Linked DNA regions of Homo sapiens: region 1 is linked to region 2. A link is a loop called in an ENCODE intact Hi-C map of the cell type or tissue named here. Cell type or tissue: transverse colon. All regions are shown on one strand. Each heading gives the region's core, and the rest is flanking DNA. Links, peaks and the distances in the headings are about the cores only. Region 1 overlaps TAFA1 (TAFA chemokine like family member 1). Region 2 overlaps SUCLG2-DT (SUCLG2 divergent transcript).

What was found. Peaks named below come from ENCODE experiments on the same cell type or tissue, not always from the same donor. Only the 100,000 strongest peaks of a DNase experiment are listed, where the experiment ranks them.
Region 1: it touches region 2 in a loop (11-fold over the local background); 2 of 110 quality-filtered maps call a loop at or near these places.

The regions. Positions count from the first base shown.
Region 1 is chr3:68,091,645-68,103,117 of GRCh38, forward strand. All of the region lies in intron 2 of TAFA1 (TAFA chemokine like family member 1), which reads left to right. Among named protein-coding and RNA genes, the nearest start is that of TAFA1, 93 kb to the left of the region's middle. In transverse colon, for the core only: no CTCF peak of the experiment used is centred there; no DNase peak of the experiment used is centred there.
Region 2 is chr3:67,681,972-67,693,444 of GRCh38, forward strand. The region is part of intron 3 of SUCLG2-DT (SUCLG2 divergent transcript); the gene reads left to right. Among named protein-coding and RNA genes, the nearest start is that of SUCLG2-DT, 33 kb to the left of the region's middle. In transverse colon, for the core only: no CTCF peak of the experiment used is centred there; no DNase peak of the experiment used is centred there.

The sequences.
Region 1 (11,473 bases), core at 1,816-9,815, 410 kb after region 2:
ACCACTACAAATGAATGAATGAATGAGCAAACTGAGGATGAAAAAAGCAGCCCTGAGAGGCAGGAGCCAGCCTCACACATGCAGTGGGGCCATGTTCACCTGGCTAACCCAAACGATTTCACAGAACATCAATATCACACAAGACCATGCTGAGATGCTGGGATCGAGACAAGAACTCTAATCATTTAAGAACACAGACAAAAGCATAAACATTTTCCAGGCCACAAAAAATGACCAAGTATCTCCTATAACAGTTTGAATGACTGCTGGTTTCCTTAACAGTTTTCACCTTGTCCTGTGTTTTCATCTCCTAAGTAAGAATTATTAAGATACCCAGTCACAGAATTATCCCAGCTTCTAGACAACATCCAGTTCAAAGCAATGTCCCATTTCCTGGAATTATCTCCCAAATCACAAAACATAAGCCCAAATTCTGTAATAAGCCCTCTCTAATACCCAACTCACCTCAGTCCCAATGGCATCAGCTCTCCCTCATTGCAGCAAGTGAATAAACCCAACATTGTTCAAATTAAGGTGCATTTTTATTGGTCTTTGGCTTGAGAGCATTAATGAATGAAACACACACCTTTTTTTTTTCTGATGCCTAAAGACTTTATCCCTGATTGAACTGCTGATTCTAGATTTGGGATAAAACCTGACAAAATGTAAATATACCTGAAGAGGAAAATAGCTCAGTCAACAGTGACTTGTTATAGAGAAAAAGTCAGAAAGATCTAGAAGCCTAAGTGGTATTTAGAGAAAAAGGTTCTGAGAAGGTGGAGGTCAGCACATATTCTTACATGCTTTGGGTGAAGGACGACTTCTTGGGAAGAAGCTATGAAGAACAGATACCAGTGTGGGGAGAGATTTCAACTTTTCAAGAAGAGTTTTAGACCAGTGATAAATGGACAAGAAAATAGGAAGGAAAGTGAGTCATGTTCTGCCAGTAAATTCCTCCTTCCATCTCAGGTAAATCTTTCATGGGGCTTATTAAGCAGTTTTCATTAAAGAGTTTATAGGTACATTAGCAGGCAAAAGAACACTTCTTTCCAACAAACAGCTCTCAGAAGTCATAAACAGAAACTCCTAATATCTGGACACCCACCAGAATAGCAATCGCACTCCCCAAATGTACCAAAATAAAATCAGCAGCCCCCATGTGCATACAGAAGAAGGCAGGATAAATCATAATGGCTGAGTTAGTATCCCTTTAACCCAGAGACCAAGATTTACACACTACAACTCCGTTAGCTTTATTGTCTCTGCTGAACAAGGCTGGCTGGGAAAAACTTAATTTTAAGTATTTTATTACCTGCTAGTTTTAAACAGTCTCTTTCAGGTTAGCTCAGTTTCTTTTGGATACATAATCAGTCAGATTAATAAATGAAATTCACTTTATGTATGTTTATTTCCTCTCGAAAGTCTTCCCTGTCCTTCCTCAAAATCCTGGGTGGCATTAAACAAAGAAAAAAGCTTTCGTGTACTCTCAGTGTTGGAGGAAAGAATGCTGGAGTGAGCTGTAGCTGGACTGTTACCTGGGCTCTTCTTGGCCTTCATTGAGTTTAATTCTTGTCCGGCCTGGTCACTGAGCCTCTTTCTGTATATGTCTCTCAAATTCACAGCTGATGAATGTGTTCTTCCCACCTAGGCTTTCCTTCCTACTTCCTCTTTCCTGTCCCATAACTTGGTCTAATTTCACTACCTTTGGGTCTGAGCCATGATGATGTTAAACTAGTTTCCATCCCCCTTATTTCAGCTCTGAGGAAGACCTTAAAAACTTCCCTAGCACACCCATGGCAGGCCCTTCTTGGTTCTTAAATTTCAACTACTATTTATTGTGCCTAAGAGATCCCAGAAACTTTTAGATCTTTCTTATATTATCCCAATCATCCCAATCTTTGCAGCACTGTGGTGGGATCTCGGGAGGTAGGTCAGTCTAATGGGTCACTTTCTGTCTGACTATGTGATGTGGCCATTTGTATTCTTCTGCAGCTGCTCCAGGTCAGAAGGTTGCATATTGCTAGTTGCATTCCCCCAGAGCTATAGGTGGAAAGCTGCTTATGGCATCCCATATCAATATATCTTGTGTTTTTATTACTCCCCCTGAGGATTGGCTACCAAAGTTGGATAAAGGTTGATGAAAAATAAGAATCCAAGTTTCTTATCACCTGGAAGCATTCTCTGTTTCCCCCTTAAATGAGAACTTACAGTATATTCTATCCTGAGTTTCCTCTACCCATGGCATATAGAAAAACCTCATAGATCTAGTCACCAGGCCTGTCTCTTGATATGGAAAGGAAGTTTTTGCAATTTACATATATTTTTCTCTTTTTGACAATGCCTGACTGTCAAAACTATTTTCATGTTATGGACTCAAAATAAATCTAATTTGACAGTCAACATGTATAAGGATTTTGTTATTGTAGATGATGCCTGTTCTTTCTCTCAGGTGCTGAAACCCATTAGAGTGGGGGGTGGATGCCTAGGATACTGTGATTTAAGATGAATGAAAAATATAAAAAATATACCAGTTTAACATGTTCAAAAATATGATACCTAAAAAAACTCTAATTCCATCCATCATGATTTCCAACTTTGGTGGGTTTGTGGGTGTTGTTATTCTTCATCTTCTCTGAGCCAAAGAATCCTTCTCTGGCATCCTAAGTAATCTGTTTATTTATTGACTTTGTTACTTACTGTCTCACTTCCTCAATTAGAAGATGAGGTCCACAGGCAGGGCTCTTAGTCTATTATATTCCCGGAGGTATCTCCAGTTCCTGGAACACAGTAGGGACTTGTAACTATCTGTTAAATGAAGGAATAAAAGAAACAGACTTTCCTACGTGCATTTTATGACAAATATTAAGAAAGTCAGATTTTGTTTGTATCTGAGAAAGTGAATTGTTAATAATATTTGCTGAAGAATGCTTAGAAAGTATCAGTTAGGTGCTGAGGTTACAGTAGGGAACAGACATACTGAGCCAGTTCTCATGGAAGGATAGAAGGAGAGAGATCAATTTTTCTAATCCTAGCTCTGGCAAGTTATTTAACCCCCATGAGCCTCAGTATTCTCAAGTGTAAAATAGAGATATGGCCACCTACCCTACAGTGTTGTACTTATATCACAAGTACTGAGTGGATGTTAGTGTTCTTGCTGCTTCACTATCACAGGTGTTAACCTATAGGGTGATGTGAAAAGTCAGAGAAGAGAAGGGAGAAAAAAGAAATTGAACACAAACTTGGTCCTCTATCATAACTGGAAGTTGCTTTAGCTCCTGTTGGTCATTTTTCTCTGATTAACAAGGAGTCATCTTGTAGAATAACTGTTGGTAGTTCCAGAGAATTACTCCTATGGCAGACTGTACAAGGTCACCCATCATGGAAATGGCCTGTGACCCTCTCAGAGGCCCTTAAGTGGCTTGGTTTCAGGCAGGTAGCATTCTGGTTCTTTGTCTTCCAGCCAGAGAGATCTGATTGGCTGTTTTCCAAAGTGGGTTTACAGCTCCCTGGACACTCCTGTTCTTCCCACGTTTGATATAGCTCTTAGGTTCTAACCTCTGCCACTTACAAGTTCTCTCATTTCTGACATCCCATGAGATGCAATCCTTTGATCTTGATATCAGTTGAAATGGAAATATCTCTGAGTTTCATTTAAGTGGTGTCATTTTAAAAAACAGTTTTTATCAATTCAAAGAATGCTATTTGGAAATATTTTTGCAAAGAGATACCCTTGCTTCGTGCTATTCAAGCCTGTAGGCACTCAGACATAAAAAGCTTTCTATGCTGGTCCTGGAATATTGGGTTTTAATGTAATAGGTTTAATGTCTTATTGTTAAAATCAGGACCCACTTTCCATGGTGTTATGTCTTTATGCTGCAGAGTTTTCACCCAAAAATTCTCATGATAGCCCTCACAGATTTTAAGGAATATTTAGCTTCCCAAAATATGGGCTGAGGAAATATTTGTAAGACATGGTCCTCACCCTTAATCAGATTATCTGGTGATGATAATGATGATGGTGGTGATGATAGTGATGATAATAAAAGTAACAACACTACTAATTCGTAACATTTATTGAGCACTTACTTACTGTGTCATCTCAGACACTGTGTTAAGCACTTTCCATGCATTAATTAGTTAATTTTAAGGAAGTATGTTTAACTTTACTTGTTTATTTTTATTGATACATAATATTTGTGTATATTTATTGGGTACACATAATATTTTGTTACATGCATAGAATGTGTCATGATCAAGTCATGGTAGATAGGCTATCCATCACCAGAAGCATTTATCATTTCTATGTGTCGGGAACATTTCAAAACCTCTATTCTAGCTATTTTGAGATATGCAATACATTGTTTTTAACTGTTCTATCTAACTGTGTTTGTACCCATTAACCAACTTCTTTTCATTCTCCCCCTCCCACTCACACACACTTTCCATTCTACTGTCATTCTACTCTCTATCATTCTACCCTCTACCTCCTTGAGATTAAATTTTTTAGCTCTCACATATGAGTGAGAACATGCAATATTTGTCTTTCTGTGCCTGGCTTGTTTTACTTAACATAATGATCTCCAGTTCCATTCCCATTGCTTCACATGACAAGATTTCATTCTTTTTTATGGTCAAATAGTATTCCATTGTACATATGTACCACATTTTCTTTATTCATTCATCCATTGGTGGACACTTAGGTTATTCCATATCTTTGCCATCCACATATTAATTAATTTAATCCTGGCAAAATTGCCCATGAATGAATGTTCTCATTTTACAGATCAGGAAACTGGTGTCAGAGAGGCTAAATGACTTGCCAAGATAGTAGAGCTGACTTCAGAGAATTTCCTTTATTAAGAATGCTTTGGATACATCATCTTATTTTGTTCTTTCAACAATCCTGTAAGGTAGGAGCATTAGCTACATTTTTCCAGCTGGGGAAACTAAGGCTTGGAGAAGTTAGTTAACTTCTCCAAAGTCAGACAGCTTGTATTCACAGCCAAGCTGGGATATAGGACAACAAAGCCTGTACTCTTAAATTACAGGCTAAGTTAACACCTATTATAGAGGCATGTTGTCTAACAAGAAAGACATTGTCATTAACATGGAGTATGTCTAGATAATACACAAATACACATGCACACACACCCTGCACCTTAAGAGAATTAGAATCGCAAAGCACTTTTATATAGCTTAGAAGTGAGAGTTTGGGAAAGTTATTCTCAGAGGTAATGGTGGAAAGCAATCAGATAGATTGGAGAGTTTTTGAAAACACCTAATTACAATCCAGCAGGTGTATACCCCTAGGCACCTTCAGCAGGTAAAATGGTATCTGGGGCCTGATTGAATATTTCTTTCACTAGGTGTTCCTTTCTGTCTACATTGTGCTTCTGTGAGCTGAGAGATTTAATAACAGATGCTCTGGGATGATTCCTAAGCAAAAGAATTGTCTTTTGTCACTGTAGATGCATTTTCCGACCTTGTGTTCACCATGAATATATCATAAGAGAAATGATCGCCTGACACACAAGCAATGGGAAGTGTAACCTGGGGTTGGGTTTCACTTGATTGTAATTACAGAATCTCAGCTTCATTAACATACGTTTTTATACATGAAACTTTTTTTCTCATAGTAGCCCTTATTTGAAATGAACACCTTTCAGCTTCAAGGCCACAACAATTATGTTCAGGTTGAAGAGCAGTTTGTTTCTACTTATGTGAGAGTAAACAAAACAAGTTATTGTCTCTGTTTTCCTTCCCCATTTGTGTTTGGTTCTGTGTTTGCTGCACGGCACACCAATACTAAACACTTCTCATTTGTCCTAAAGTGAGCATTGGATGAAATGGCTCTATGTATAATATGGGTTTGTATTCTGTTGTCTCAAAGCAGTTACTTAGTGTTTTGAATCCATGTCGATTTAATGATCTTATTCATTCAATAAGATATGAGAGGAAGGAAGGCAAACATGTCCCCTGCCTGTATGTGGCTTATAGTCTGGCAGAGGGGTAAGGCAGGATATTTTGTCTATCTTGTTCACTGCTATGCCCAGTGCGTGCCTGGGACTTAGTGCTCAATAAATACTTGTTGAATGAGTGTATGCACAATAAAATAGATTAAGAGCTATGAAAGAAGGATTACTAGAGGACCATGGAAATGTACAGTGCTGGACTGATTTCCTGCAGGGAAGGGAATAAAGAGTTGAGGCAGATGCTCTCAGAAAGAGAATTCCCACAGCATGGCACAATAAAATATGGCCCCCATTGTCACGTAAATGAGAGTATAGATCCTACTTCCACATTTGCCAGGCCTGAAAGTGTTGACAGGTTATTCCTCCCAAGCCTCAGGTTTCTCAATTGTGAAATAGAAAATTATGCATATGATGCTCTTGTTAGTGACCAGCACATGATGGACAGTCAATACCTGTAGCTACTGTTGACTGCAAAGAACCTGTTGTGGTCTCACTGTGCAGAATTATGTTATTCCTTTCAAATGAAACTTGCAGTAGATTCAGTGTTTTAACAGAATCGTGATGGAAGTCAATAATTGAATGCATCAAATGGGGGAAAAAAAGCACAACCTCTCAACTCGAGATATTTTAAGGTGTGACTGTTTTTTTTTAAATGTTTCTGTTACATGCATCTAAATGACTGGTGTCTTCTTAAGAAGAGCAGAATTTTCTATTATGCTGTGCCACTTCTGTCTTTTGATTTGGGGGAAGTTGCTAGATCTCCCAGAGGTTCAGTTTCCAATACCATAAAATGGAAAGAATAAAAGTAAATATATAAAGGCATTAACTTCTATATCTTAGTGAGTTTTTACTAGGCCTGTGTCTGCCTAGGATCTTCTTTTTTGATTCATCTATTCACCAAATATTTAGTGGCCTCTGGTGATATGCAATGCATTGTGCCAGTCAAATGATGAGATATCTGCTTGGAGGAGCAAAAGATAGGGTGGTGGGCAGAGACGGACTTATGCAAATTATTCCAATGAAGGGTAGTAAGTGCTATGGTAGAGGGAGATACGAATGCTATGAGCATATTACTAATAGCCAAAGCAATCCTAAGCAAAAAGAACAAGGAGGTATCACATTACCCAACTTCAAACTATACTACAATGTTGCAGTAACTGGTACAACATGGTACGGGTACAAAAACAGATGTATAGACCAATGGAACAGAATACAGAACACAGAAATAAAGCTGCACACCTACAACCATCTGATCTTCAACAAAGCAGACAAAAATAAGCCCTGGAGAAAATGACTGCCTATTCAATAGATGGTGCTGGGGTAGCTGGCAAACCTCATGCAGAGGGATAAAACTGAACTCCTACTTCTCACCATATACAAAAATTAACCCAAGATGAATTAAAGACTTAAATTTAGGACCTCAAACTGTAAAAATCTTATAAGAAAACTTAGGAAATAGCATTCTGGATATCAATCTTGGGAAAGAATTTACGACTAAGTTCTCAAAAGCAATTGTAGCAAAAACAAAAATTGACAAGTGGGACTCAATTAAACTAAAGAGCTTCTGCACAGCAAAAGAAAATATCAATAGAGTAAACAGATAACCTACAAAAGGGGATAAAGTATTCACAAACTATGAATCTGAGGAAGGTCTAATATCCAGAATCTATCAGGAACTTAATTCAATAAGCAAAACCAAAATGACCCCGTTTAAAAGTGGGAAAAGGACATGAACAGACACTTCTCAAAAGAAGACATACAAATTGTCAACAAATATATGAAAAAAATGCTCAATATCACTAATCGTCAGAGAAATGTGAATCAAAATCACAATAAGCTACCATCTCACACCAGTCAGAATGGCTATTATTAAAAAGTCAAAGACAACAGGTGCTGGTGAGTCTGTGGAGAACACTTATACACTCTTGGTGGGAAAATGAATTTGTTCAGCCACAGTGGAATGCTGTTTGGCAATTTCTCAAAGAACTAAAAACAGAACTACCATTCAACCCAACAATCCCATTACTAGGTATAGACCCAAAGGAAGATAAATTGTTCTATGAAAAAGACACATGCACTTGTATGTTCATTGCAGCACTATTCATAATAGCAAAGACATATAATCAACATAGGTACCCATCAAGAATGGATTGGACAAAGAAAATTTGGTACATACACACCATGGAATACTACACAGCCATAAAAAAGAATGAAACCATGCCCTTTGCAGCAACATACATGCAGCTGGAGGCCACTGTCCTTAGCAAAATTAACACAGTAACAGAAAAGCAAATATCACATATTTTCACCTATAAGTGGGAGCTAAACATTAGGTACACATGGACATAAAGGTGGAAATAATAGACACTGGGGACAACTAGAAAGGGGAGGGAGGGAGAGGGACAAGAGCTGAAAATCTCCCTATTGAGTAATATGCTTACTATCTAGATGATGGGATCAATCATACCCAAACCTCAGCATCACTCAATATACCCAGGAAACAAACCTCCACGTACAATCCCTGAATATAAAATAAAAATTGAATTAAAAAAGCAAAAAAACCCAAAAGCTATAAACATGTAGAAAGGTCAGGCACAGTGGTTCATGCCTGTAATCCCAGCACTTAGGGAGGCTGAGGCATGCAGATCATTTGAGGTTAGGAGTTCAAGACCAGCCTGGCCAACATGGTGAAACCCTGTCTCTACTAAAAATACAAAAATTAGCCGGGCATGGTGACAGGGCCTGTAATGCTGGCTACTTGGGAGGCTGAGGCAGGGCAATTGCTTGAACTTGAGAGGTGGAGGTTGCAATGGGCCAAGAGCACTCCAGCCTGGGCAACAGAGGGTGTTGGTTTAGCATGGGACTGTCATGGCCACCAGATTGGTCTTTTGCTTTCTGAATCTCATTTCCAAATTTAGTGTCTGATACTGCTTGTCAATACGTCTTTCATGCATGTTTAGACTCCACTCAGCTCAATTCCATTCTAAGCATTCTTTTGTCATTTATCATTCAATGATTCCAGCTATCTATTGACCCAATATAAATCTATTAATCAATAAAGGCATATTTCCTGATATCTCTTTCAATAATTCAATAAAGGGATATTTTTTGAACATACCTTGTGTTTCAGATACTCTGCTCTGAAATCAGGAATGAATGAGATTTCATCCCTCTTCTTAAGAATCCTCCAGCCTAGGAAATGATGTAGGAAAGATACCCATTACGATAGCACAAGACAAAACGTGATATAGCCATCAGCAGGAACAAAAGGTGGGAAAACAATATATGTTGGCACACCTAGCCAGCATCACATGTTTAGTTACCTGTTCATTCACTTTAGCCACTAGAGGTTTAGACACCTGTTTTGTTTTGTTTTGGTGGGAGGTTGATTTTATTTAATTTTTATTTTAAGTTCAAGAGTACACGTGCAGGTTTGTTACATAGGTAAACTTGTGTCATGAGGGTTTGTAGTAGAGAATATTTCATCACCCAGGTATTGAGCCTAGTACCCATTAGTTATTTTTCCTGATCATCTCCTTCTTCCCACCCTCCATCCTCTGATACAGACCCCTATTTTAGATATGGGAAATAGGAGAGGTCAGGCCCTCAAGGTAGGTGTGATTTCAAAGGCTTGAAGGTGTGATTTCTTTTTTTATTTTTATTTTTATTTTATATTATATTTTTAAAATTTTATTATTATTAAACTTTAAGTTTTAGGGTACATGTGCACAACGTGCAGGCTTGTTACATATGTATACATGTGCCATGTTGGTGTGCTGCACTCATTAACTCATCATTTAGCATTAGGAACCAACCCAAATGTCCAACAATGATAGACTGGATTAAGAAAATGTGGCACACATATACCATGGAATACTATGCAGCCATAAAAAATGATGAGTTCATGTCCTTTGTAGGGACATGGATGAAGGTGTGATTTCAAAGGCTTTGAATGACAAGTCAAAAGGTTATTCAGTAGGAATAGCCTTCCATGTTTTGAAGAGGAAAAAGGAGCACACAAGCAGTACTAAAAAGCAATACTTCCCATGTCTTGTGAGAAGACTGAGGCTGAGAAATGCAATGGAGAACTGAGACCATTGCTAGGTTCTATTGGAGACGGTTTCTCTTGGGAAGACTTCAGGTATTTTAGAGTAGAGTCATGTCATGGAGTGCTCTCCAAAAACTGGCAAATTCCTCCTATATCCAAGCAGAAATTTTCTTTACTTTTGGACAACTCCTGATGCTTATGTGACCAGTTACTCCTTAAGCATATTTTTTGAGACCCAGATTAACACAGATCTCAAAGTGGATGGTTCCAGATAGAGAAAATTGCATGAAGAATGCTAAGTAGGTCTAGATTCTTCAAGGTGCGGTAGGGTCAGACCAATTTTTTAATCAAGTGTCTTGTCAAAAATAAAAATGCATTACAGATTTTGTTTCATTTTTTACAAGAATAAAGGTGAAGGTGTTAGAGTAGCTGATACCTTTTTGACATTTTGACTCTGGAAGTTATTATGCCTTTAGATTCAGTGGAAATGCTTCCTTTATTTCCTCTTACGCTAATTCATTTTAGGTAGAAACGTCAATGTTGGCCTAATATGTGAGGCCGATGGCATCTCTTAACGTTTAAAAGTCTGTTAACTCTCCTACTATGAAAGTTCTAAAACCTCTGTCCAATTCTTTAAATACTCTGATTAAGATTTAAAAGGCTACTTTTTTACTACCATTTAATTATCTACTTCCCAGGTAACTGTGATATTACAATTTTGCAACATCCTGTAGCTCTTTGTCCAACCATTCAATTATGTATATAGCAAGATTTTTACCCTACCATAATTAATAGGGGAACCAAGTAGAAACATTAATGTGAATTAACCGTTAAAATGCACAGAAGGCTGGCTCTCATATTTTTTCCCATACTGAATTCCTGGAGTTTTACCCAGGGGTGAGGCTCGGATCAGCACTCCTATAAAAAATTGTCAAACTTGCTGTTATATACTATGATTATTATAAGTTTATTGGTACATTTCTAAGTAGATAGGAAAAAGATGCCTGAACTTGCAGGTTATCTCTGCTTTTAACTTGTTTTTACCATTGGCCAGGAGGCAAGTTATATAACCTCTTGGATTCTTAGATTTCTCTTCAATTAGTTACAGTCTGTACCACCTTTAGACCAGGCCAACTAGCCCTGGCACAAGGTCTTGGGCTTAAGGGTCCAGCTCTGGCTTTCTTATGGTTGTGCTCCTATGAACTAAGAATGCTTGGGCCAAGGGCTGTGTCCATCCAGAACCAGTGTCCTCCTACCCAAATCATGTTCTGGGTACTGGAGACCCTAGGATTCTCAGCATAAGTGGCCCTGAATCTGTTTCCAGTTTCTTTCTTCCCTGAGTTTATTCTCTTAAGGTCAGAGAAGAATGCTGGGTGTGTGCATGCATGCATGGAGTGACCAAGGACTATGCATTACCCAAGTTTGGAGATAAAGGGCTCTGGTGTCCAAAGTC
Region 2 (11,473 bases), core at 1,151-9,150:
TCCTAGGTGAAGACCAGTTAGTTCTTCGAAGCCAAATTCAAATACCACACCAAATATGAGGCCTTTCCTCACCTGGTTCTCTCTAACCAGCAATCGTTCACTCACTCGTTCAACACACTTTTATTGAGCCCTATGTCAGGTACTCTTGAGAAAGTGGCAAATAAAACAGATATGGTTGCAACCCTCCTTGAGCTTATGGCCAACAGCAACCCAGAAACATTAATTACTGACTTTCCTGGATTCCCACACTGTTGCTTTTTGTCTCTATTTATGTTCTATCATATCTTTATTATTTTTTATCATGGGCCTACCCCTGAGCATCATAAACCATTCTGTGTCTTATTAATCTTTGCATTTTCTCAGTCCCATCCAAACCTGTCACATAGTAGACACTCAGTAGACTTCTGTGCAGTAGGATTAGATTTTCTATGCGATACCTGAAATAGTACAATAAGTCAATTACATAATTCTATGGTTCCACTTTAACTAATTTATTTATTTTTCATTTTTTTGAGACATGGTCTTGCTCTGTCACTGAGGCTGCAGTGCAGTGGCATCAACCTGGCTCACTGCAGCCTTGACCTCCTGGACTCAAGCAATCCTCTCACCTCGGCCTCCAAAGTAGCTGGGACCACAGGTGTGTGCCACCACACCTGGCTAATTTTTAAAATTTTGTAGAGAAGAGGTTATGTTACCATATGTTACCAGGCTGGTCTTAAACTCCTAGGCTCAAGTGATCCTCCCACCTCAGTCTCCAAAAGCACTGGGATTATAGGTAGGAGCCACCATGCCTGGCCAACTTTTATTTTTCTAATACTGGTCTCTCTTTTCTCTTTGACTGTTGCCCTGGATTTAAGCAGAAAAATAAGCAAATAGTTTTGTCTATTCAAGGTCCCTTGTTTTTTTCTGATTTAAAATGCCCTAAAATTTAAACTTGATTTATTCTAATCTGTGCTACTCAATACACGTGGCCACTGATCACCTGAAATGTGATTAGTCTGAATTGATCTTTGCTGTAAATGAAATCCAATGGAATATGCACTGGATTTTAAAGACGTAAAATATCTGATTAGTACTTTTGTATTGATTATATATTAAAATTATAGAATTTTGATTATATTGGGTTAAATAAACTATAGTATTAAAATTTTTACCTGTTTAATTTTGCATTCTCAAATGTGGTTACCAGAAGGTTTTTAATTGTATGCATGGCTTTCATGATGTTTCTATTGGACAGAGCTGCTCTAGATGCTTGTCCTTCCCCTTCTCTGGCTCTTCTTCCCCGAGCAGTTGCTATAAGGGGGATCCTATCTCATTCTGGTATTTGGGGTGACAGTCCTTAATGCTGGCTTTGCCTGTAGCTAGCTTGTTGCACTTTGGAGTCCAAAGGTCATATCTGCTAGGCACATAGGAAGACAAAAGGGTCTAGATTCTTGGCCTTTTTTTTTTTTTTTTTTTTTTTGTCTCCCTTAAGACTATACCTGTTAGCAGGGCTTTCCACTTTCCTTCCTGGAAATATCTGGTTGTGTATCACTTCTGTCTCCATCTCTGCAGCAATTGGTCTCAGCTTCTTAGCCCAATCTTCATGGCAGAAGAGCTGTAAATGGGGAAAGCAACTTCCTCCCAAGAAGCAAAATGCAGTTTGATATTTCAAACTGTCATTTCCTTCATATATGTTGATTGCTTGAGTGAAAAACTCAAAACATTGAGCCATAGCTTGAGTTCATCACATGGGAAATAAAACTTAGTTTCTGTCAAAGTCTCACTCACTTTCAAGGCCAGAGGAGTTTTCAAAGAGGATGCTGCAATAAGCCTCACAAGAACATAGGCTTTCTTGTAAACCACTCAATGGGTAAATGTTAGTTTTGCAGACCCAGAGTAGTCCCTTAGTAAACCCAGCCATTTATAATTTCCCCAGGATTTAAAATCTCAAGCTGTGAGAATTCTCAGTTTTCACTTGTGACAGGACAGAATGGAAAGATTCCCTCTATGACTACTGGTTCTATATATTTCATGCCACTCTGGGCTCCAGTTTACATTCTAATTTAACAATTCAGTGTGCAAAATTTCCTTCTTTTAATACCCTACCTATCACTAGGTTGTAGCTTCAAATAGGCCATCATTATCAAAGCTTCTTGGTGAATCCCTTTGAAAATATTGTTAAGCAGTCGCCATTCTATTTTATAAAATGTCAAATGATTGTCCATGGATGCTTACTCTGCCCTTGCAATGACTAATCTGTATAATCTGTAGTCCTATCAATGAGCTGTTTTTCTCCTCCCGGGCCCTGTTGTTGTTCATCCTATTTCCCTCCCTGGCAAATGTGACAGTTGTAGCTGTTGTTATTTTTCTCAAATGAGTTTAAATTGTGAATTACATCAGTTCGTCACAGCCAAAGCAAACCTCTTTTTAATTGCAGATCTCAAATGTCCCCCCTCTAAATTAAAATAAAATGCACAAAATGCTGCCAACTGTTTTTCCGACTCTTCCAAAATGGAGTATATCCAAAATGCTACTGATGGATTGAGCCACATTAAGACATATAAACATTTAAAATCACTTACAACTTTTTTGCTGTTAGGGGAAAATGTTCACATTTTAGTTGTGGGGGTTGCCTGTGAGGATGAATGTGAGTCTGTTGATTGCCATTTGTGTCCCTTTGAAGTAAAAAAGAGTTTTGCCAATTTTCAATAATTCACCATGGAGATTTCTGTGGGTTTGTAGTCAGATATAAGTGGCTGCATTGCCTTTGAGAAAGGACATTGAGGATGTCCATTTTAATAGCTGTGTAACCTTGGGCTTGTCCTTTAACTTCTGTGAACTTCATCATCATCATTCATAGACTTTGAATGGCGATATATGCCTTGCAGAATTTGGGGAATAATTATAAATAATGAATGTAAAGTACTTGACTTGAATAGGTGCTCAACAATGAAGCTGTTATCAAGATCCACAGAGTGACAGCATCCAAATGTCACACGATAAGCAGACCCCTGAGCCTTTTGGGTTTCATGAACCAAAATAATTTCAAATATTTTTGTTTTTAAATTAAATTTAGTTTTTAATATTTGTATGGATTCAGAGGGTACCCGAGCAGTTTTGTTATGTGGGTATATTTGTTCAGTGGCAAAGTCTGGGCTCTTAGTGTACCCATCACCCAAGCAGTGAACATTGTACCCAATTTCAATTTTTTTTTAATGGAACTGATATAAAGTTGACAAAATTTACTTTTATTTTCTTAAGTGAAGGCAACAAAGAAGCAAAGCCAACTAAATTCTCATCATTCTTGCAAAAGAAAGAAATTTAGCAACAACAACAAAAAGGGAAGGACAAAATCTGAGAAAATAATATAACCCTTTAAATTAAATAAATGTAGATTCATGACAAAAGTTTTAAATTTTTCATTTCAGCATGAACGAAAAAAAATCATCCATATTGTTGAGCTGCTGAATACCCAGGAAAGGCTGGAACCCATTTCTTTGTTCATGTGTTTGTCCAAATCCTGTGTTTCTCTCCATTGACTCTTGTTTTCTGAATGACCAACATATTAGAGCCATATCTTATAAGGGAAATGGGATGATGGTGAGCTTCTTTTTCCCATGGAGGCTAAGTTTAAATTATTTTCTTTCAGACGCACCCTGCCAGGCTCTGTTGCTTTCTGATCTATTTTCAGTGGCTCTTCATCTGACCTGAAAACATGCATGGGTGCTTGTTCACTGATGTTCCCATCTGTACAGATCTGCTCATAGTCTCAGATTTAACAAGCCTTATTTTATCACTTTCATTTTCACTTCCTATTTGCAGAATATCACAAGTGAACTCCCTGAAGATTCTATAATCTTTGGTTTTGTTTACTATTTCTTTAGAAATGATGGTGGCCCCAGATATTTGTTTCTCCTCTATGGCTTGAAATGATCCATTTCTTAATTTTTAAGGATGTAAATCCTTCAAAGTTGGACATTTGGTTCAACATATGTATCAAGAGCCAAAGAATGCATTCTGTAACCATATGTGATTGTGTTCCATAAGAAAGGAAGACTGAGGAAGAATGTCATATTGTTATAGAATTAGAATTTGGAATTTAAAGTTAGACTTATAAACAATAGACCAAGACCTTCCGCTTTAGACTGGAAAATTGTCTAAGGAGGAAAAAGACCTGCCAACAGTCACGTAGATATTAGACCAGGGATAGATGATGACGTGATTTGGCTGTGTCCCTACCCAAACTCATCTTGATTTGTAGTACCCATAATCCCCGTATGTCATAGGAGGGGCCAGATGGAGATAATTGCATCATGGGGGCTGTTTTCCCCATCCTGTTCTTGTGATAGTGAGTTAGTTAGCGAGTTAGTTCTCACGAGATCTGATGGTTTTATAAGGGGCTTTTCCCCTTTTGCTTGGCACTTCTTCTTGCTGCTGCCACGTGAAGAAGGACGTGTTTGCTTCCCCTTGATTGTAACATATAGTAAGTTTCCTGAGGCTTCCCCAATCATGCTGAACTGTGAGCCAATTAAACCTCTTTCCTTTATAAATTACCCAGTCTGGGCTATGTCTTTATTACTATGCAGCATGAGAATAGACTAATACAGATGACTATAGAACTATATTGTGAAGGATATTATATTACTGATTGAGCTGTTACAGAATGTTTCCTATTCTATCATTACTTAACTAGTAATGTGCTTAGGGTTTTGGGTTATGACTTATCTATGATGTATGTGTGACTGTCATGAAATTTAAAGACATGAAATGCTTGTAAACTGAAATAATAATTATAGGACACAGTCAAGAAGAGAAATAGCCACAGAGGCATAAATATTCCATTTGTACCCTGAACCCAATTTCTGGTTAGATTTTAAGCATATTCACTCCATGGGGAGATAGTACCCAGAAATGGCTGCTTCAGTGCCAAAAATACTAGAGTTTGAACCCTGGCTCAAAAAATTATTTTTTGTATGAACTTCAACGATTGCTTAACCTCTTTAAGTTTTAGTTTCTAATTTCTAAAATAGCAATGCCAACCTCAGAATTTTTTTTTACAGAAGCTAGTATTGTGATAATAAACAAGTAGAATGTATTCATTCATTGAAGTAAGATTATATCTTGAAGGTTACTGCTCTGAATAATGTTTTCATTAACAAGATATTAACAGAGCTTTTGAAGGTCAAAGTTAGGTGATCATATATGACAAAATTACAGGGAAAATTACGTTAAAATTTGAACAAAATGAAATATGTGGTGAAGCCGTATAGCATGGTTCATGGCATCATGTATAATGATATATGGTAATAATGGTATATGACAGGGATCAGGAATCTACAACCTAAGGGCCCACTACCAGTTTGTGTAAATAAAGTTTTATTGGAACACTGCTATGCCCATTTATTTACATATTGTCTATAAATATGCTGCTTTTGTGCTACAACACTAGAGTTGAATAGTTGTGACAGAGATTATATGGCCCACAAAGTCTAAAGTACTTACAATCTGGACTTTTGCAGAAAATGTTTGACAATTTCTGGTATATAATGATGCTGATACTATGGGTTCTTTTTCTCTCTCACTGAGAAAGCAGCACAGCACCAAGCATCCTTTATATTTCCTTAGCATTGACTGCAGTGCCTTGCTCTGCATTCTGCACATGTTAAGCAATCTACACATTCTATGGTGTGCTTTGCTGTCAATTTCCTATAACTTTAATAAAAATAAATTATTACATAGGATAGTGCTATGGTTTGAATATTTGTCTCCTCCAAAATTCATGTTGAAATTTAATCCCCAATGCGGTATCATTGAGAAGTAAGGACTTTAAGAAGGGATTGGGTCATGAAGGTGTTGCCCTCATGAATGGATTAATGTATTCATGAATTCATAGATTCATGCGTTAATGGATTAATGAATTATTAAGTGAGTGGGAGTGGTGGCTTTATAAGATGAGGAAGAGAGATCTGAGGTAGCACACTCAGCTCCCTCACCATGTGATGCCCTACATTGCCTTGGGACTCTGCAGAGAGTCCCAGCTAGCAAGAAGGCACTCATCAGATGCCGTCCCTTGACTCCAGACTTCTCAGCCTCCATATCTGTAAGAAATAAATTCCTTTCTTTATAAATTACCTAGGTTTAGGTATTCTGTTATAAGCAACAAAACAATGGGTAAGACAGATAGTTAAGGTGGACAAAGTATCTTCCAGCATGGGTGTTGTGAAGAGCTATTTCCATTCCTAAAATCTGGTTCACGAAACACTTATCCTAGCACAGACCTTTTGGGTTTAGTTCAGTGATTCTCAAACTTGAACATACAACAGAATTTCCTGCTGGTCTGGAAAAAACACATAGTTGGGTCCATCCCTAGATATATGATTCAATAGAGGCAGTGTAGGGCCTGAGAATTTGCATTTGTAGCAATTTCCCAGTGATGCTGATGCTGGTGGTTCATGAATCACCTTTGGGGACTTCCACATCTGGACTGCGCAGATTGATAGAATCGTAACCTCCACAAGGGGCTAGACATATGTAATTTATGCATTTAAGTATATCCAGCTTCTATCACAGGGCCTGGCCCATGTTTACCCAGCACTCAATACATATCTGTCAAGTGGATGAATAAAAAGCCACTGCCTGCTTGGCTGCCAACCTGGTAGGTGAGAGACTTGGTTTGAAAGCTCTGCCTTTGGTTGTGCCAATGACTGGGAAAAAATATCTAGAAACTTAAGAAAATCTACATGGAACTCCTTGTGGTATGCTCTGAAATACAGACTATAGAGGAAATATTTTAGTGGCTCTACAGGATACATGGTCTCTGTTGCACCTACTGAATTCTGCTACCATAGCAAGAGAGCCACCATAGAGGATATGTAATGAATGGGTATGGTTGTGCTCAAAGCAGGCATTGAGCCAGATTGTTTGCTGACTTCTCTGTTAAACCATGAATTTTAAATGATTGCATAGTATAGATGGTACATACATGGACACATGTACCATCATTGCCCTTTAATAAATTTTATTGCATTATAATATACATATAGAGAATTGTATTTATTGTCTGTTGCAGTTTGATGAATTTTGTCAACTGGATATATCCGTGACAGTACCCAGGGTGTAATTGCCTTTTGGTAGATCGGAATTGTTTCTAATTTGGGACTTTTACTAATGAAGCTATTATGAGCATAGTACCTGATATACTTTATTTTATTACTATATCTGCACATTGGTTGTATTAGTTTTCTGTTCCTTCTATAATAAATTACCATGTACTTGGTGGCTTCAATAAATACAAATTTATTATCTTACAGTTTTGCAAGTCTGAAACCTGGGTTAAAGCCAAGATGTTGGCAGGGCTGTGGTCTTTTCTGGAGGCTGTCAGGGAGAATCTGTTTCCATGCCTTTTCCAGCTTCTAGAGGACACCAACATTCCATGGCTTATGGCTCTTTTTTTCCAACTTCAAAGCCAATAACCTTGCTTCTCTCTGATCATGCTTCCATAGTCACATCTCTCTGAACCACAGGAAAAATTCTTTGATTTTAAGGACTCATGAGATTGAATTGGACCTATTGGAGAATCCAAGATTTTCTACCCTCGTCAAGATTCTTAATATAATCACACTTGCCTTTTGTCTCATAATGTATTTACAGGTTCTGAGGACTAAGGTGTGAATATTTGATGGGCGGGGTTGGATATTAGTCTGCCTAGCATGTTGGTTATATGAATTAATCAACGAAGACTACTCTAGTTTGTAGGAAAGCTGAGTTCCAAGATTTTTGCCAAATTTGCTTTTTCAAATTTTTGGAACAATAAAAAAATATGCAGTAGCATAATCAGTTAGCTAACATAGATGATCTGAATAATAGATACCCTGGTAATGAAAATATATATTAAGGTACCATTTACTCTTTCAGTGTAATGAAACAAAACCCAGCCTACTCAGGTAGAGCATAAGCTGTATGCTATGTAGAACTCTAACAGAAGACATTCTTTAGATTGCTATCTATCTGTTGACCAACACACTCTCTGACAATAACTCCTTTATGTCCTCTCCTTTCACTTGACAATCTCTTTTGCACTCTTTGCCTTGTCATCACACATCATTTTTCATGTGATCGTTTGTTGGAGACTCATATACAGATGCTCTGTCTGGTCTCTAATGGGGCAAAAACACACAGGACAGAAACACACAGCCTGGGTGTATTTTCTACTCTGAGATCACAAGCCTGAACATTGTCATCTTTTTGAACATCTTCCCAAGGGATAGTGCAAAGGGAAAAAGGGCAGAGTTTCTCAAGTGTAAGAACTAATTTCAAAAACTGTGCAAGGGTCTTTAGAGAGCTGTCGGTTAGAGACCCACTCCCCAACCAAGATCACTCTAAATGGAAAGACAATGAATGGAAGTGCATTCAGAGAATGCAGCCTGACCTTCTGGGGTACTAAGGGGCCTTGTAGGAGGGATGGCTCTAGAAGGTTTAGCTGTTCAGTCTAAGACAAAGAAAACCCAAAGTCGGTTAGAGGAAGGGGATAGAAGAGCTGTCTTTAAACATCTAATGAAGTATAACATGAAAAGGGGGTTTATGCTGGTTTTGGAGAAAGCTAAAGTAGCAATTTTCAAACTTCAGTTGTTCATTTGCATCGCTTGGGAAGATTCTGAATGCAGATTCCTAGTCTCCGCTTACTGAAGGTTCTGAAAGGGGGTGGGACATAAAGCCAAATTTTGAACAAAGTGCCACAGTTGATACTGATAGAGGTATTTCAAAGATGTTATATATATATATTCATCAGATATTTATTGAGCATTTTCAATATGACAGGCACTGTTACAAGAGTGAGGATATACAACTGAATAAAACATACTAGCTTCCTGTCCTCAAGGGGCTTATATTCTAGAGGGGGAAGGTAGACAATGAACAAATCCATTAAGAAAATGTATAGTATGTCAGACAGCGATAAGTGAAAAGAAAAAAAAAAAGCAGGAAAAGGAGCTAGGAAGTACTGGGGAGAGGGGTGAAGCTGATTTTTAAATAAGTGAACTTAAAGTAATTTTTTTTTTTGAGACAGTCTCACTTTGTCATCCAGGCTGGAGTGCCATGATGTGATCTCAGATCATTGCAGCATTGACCTCCTGGGCCCAAGTGATCCTCCCACCTCAGCCCCCCAAGTAGCTGGGAACAGGCATGCGCCACGATGTCTGGCTAATCTTTATAGTTTTTATAGAGATGGGGTCTCATTTTGTTGCCCAGGCTGGTCTTGAACCTAAGCTCAAGCACTCTGCCTGTCTCAACTTCCCAAAGTGCCAGGATTACAGACGGGAGCCACCACACCCAGCCAATTTTTTTTTTTTTTTTTTGAGACAAAATCTTATTTTGTCACTCTGGCTGGAGTACAGCAGCATGATCATAGCTCATTGTAGCTTCAAACTCCTGGGCTCAAGGGATTCCCCTGTCTCAGACTCCTGAGGAACTGAGAGTACAGGCACACAGCACCATGCTGAGCTAGTTTTTAATTTTTTGTAGAAATGAGGTCTCACTATGTTGCCCAGGCTGGTCTTGAACTCCTGGGCTCAAGCAATATTCTCACCTCAGCCTCCCAAAACACTGGGATTATAGTCATAAGCCACTGCATCCAGCCAGCTAATTTAAATTAAGGAACTGAATGAAGGAAGGGAGAGAATAAGATGTGTGGTTTCTGGAGGAAGAGTGTCCTATGCAGAGGGATCAGCAAGCGCAAAATAATTTCAGGAGATGTGTGCTTAAGGAGTGGTAAGATGCCAGTGTGACCTCGCAAACTGAGCAGGGAGGAGTTAGCTAGGACTATCTGTGAGGTGAGATACTCTGTTTATTCAACAGGGACATGAGGGAGGGCAGACTCCTTTAGAAAAGCAATTGATATATTTATTCTAAGAAGAAAGAACTTCGAGCTCTCTTGGGAAGTTTGCATTCAAGTGCATTGGTATGCCTGTTGTAGGGAGAATTCAAATATCTGGTTGGTGGTTGTTTGGTGGTTGAACCAAGCCACTGGTTTGCAAACCTGGCTGTGCCTCATAATCACCTGGGGAGGCAGAGGTGCACATTTGCTCTAACAGCATTTTTTTTTTTTTGTCTTTGGCTAATTATCTCTCCATGATTTGAAGTGTTGATGGTACTGATAATTGAAATACCTCTCTTTCCACGGCCAAGAAACAGAGATATAACCCAAGTCAAGTTAGTCACATTTTTTCTATTGGAATTTAATCAATTTAATCTTGACTAGAGTGACACATGCATGGATAACAGTAGGGGCCAATTCTTTTTTACTATGACTTGTGGAGAAGCCATCTTTTAAGTTTTGTTTCCCAGACTCCCATAACTCTCAGTTCTTATTCTTTCCAAGGTCTGAATTTTAAGCATTTTCTTTCATTCTGAGAGCCACACTATAAACTTCCAAAATATTTATTTTCCCCTTAAATAGGCGAGAGTTGTTTTTTACTGTTCTCACAACAACAAAAAGACAGGTCTGATACAGAGATTCACAAAAATACATATTTCCAGGTATCACTCTGATTCCATTGAATAAGATATTTGGGGACAACATTCTAGGATTTAGTATTTTGAAAGGCTTTTTAGGTAATGCTGATTCAGTTCTGGTCCTGCAAAATACAGGCTGAAAATCCTGGACTTGATGCTTCAGACATATCCCTGCCATGAGCTGCTTGCTGTGCCTTCTGGCTGATTTGGATAAAGGCGCTCCAATTCTGAGGCTGATTGTATTTCTCTCCTTCCCTCTAGTAGTCATTCTCCTCCCAACCGGGTTCATTAACTAGTGAAAACTGAAGCCAAGTGAACAAATTGTCTGGACCTCTATGTTAAGGGCCATGTGTAGATAAGAGTCAAAGGAAGGAATGTTTGCAGGAATCCCCACTCTGCCGGGGTCTGGCTTTGGGAGGTTGGGTAACAATTTCCTGTAACTTCACGTACTTGTGGAGAGCACACTTTCCAATTGTGTTTCAGGAAAACCTATGTTTTCTAAGAAAGGTACAAGGGGGCTATTGTGGTATATATGTATATGCTTATTTACTTATTTATTTTCAGTTTGTTCTATGCCTTCTGCCTCCCAATGTGAGTCCCACAAGGGCAGTGTCTTAGTCTGTTTTCTTTTGCTTTAACAGAATACCACAGACTGGGTAAATTATAAACAATGGAGGTTTAATTTGGTTCGAGGTTCTTGAGGCTAGGAAGTCCAAAAGCATGGTCCTGGCATCTGGTAAGAGTCATCCCATGGTGGAAGGTGGAGTGAGCACACAAGACAGAGAGAGGCACCAGGGGCTGAACTTACTTTAAGAGGTGGGGCCCAATCTCTTATTAAGCCCCACCTCTTAACATTGTTGCATTGGAGATTAGGTTCCCAACATGTGAATTTTGGGGAGTCACATTCAAACCATAGCAGGCAGGGACCTTTTCAATTTTGTTTCCCTCTGTATGCTCAGATTCTAGAATAGTTTCTAGCTCT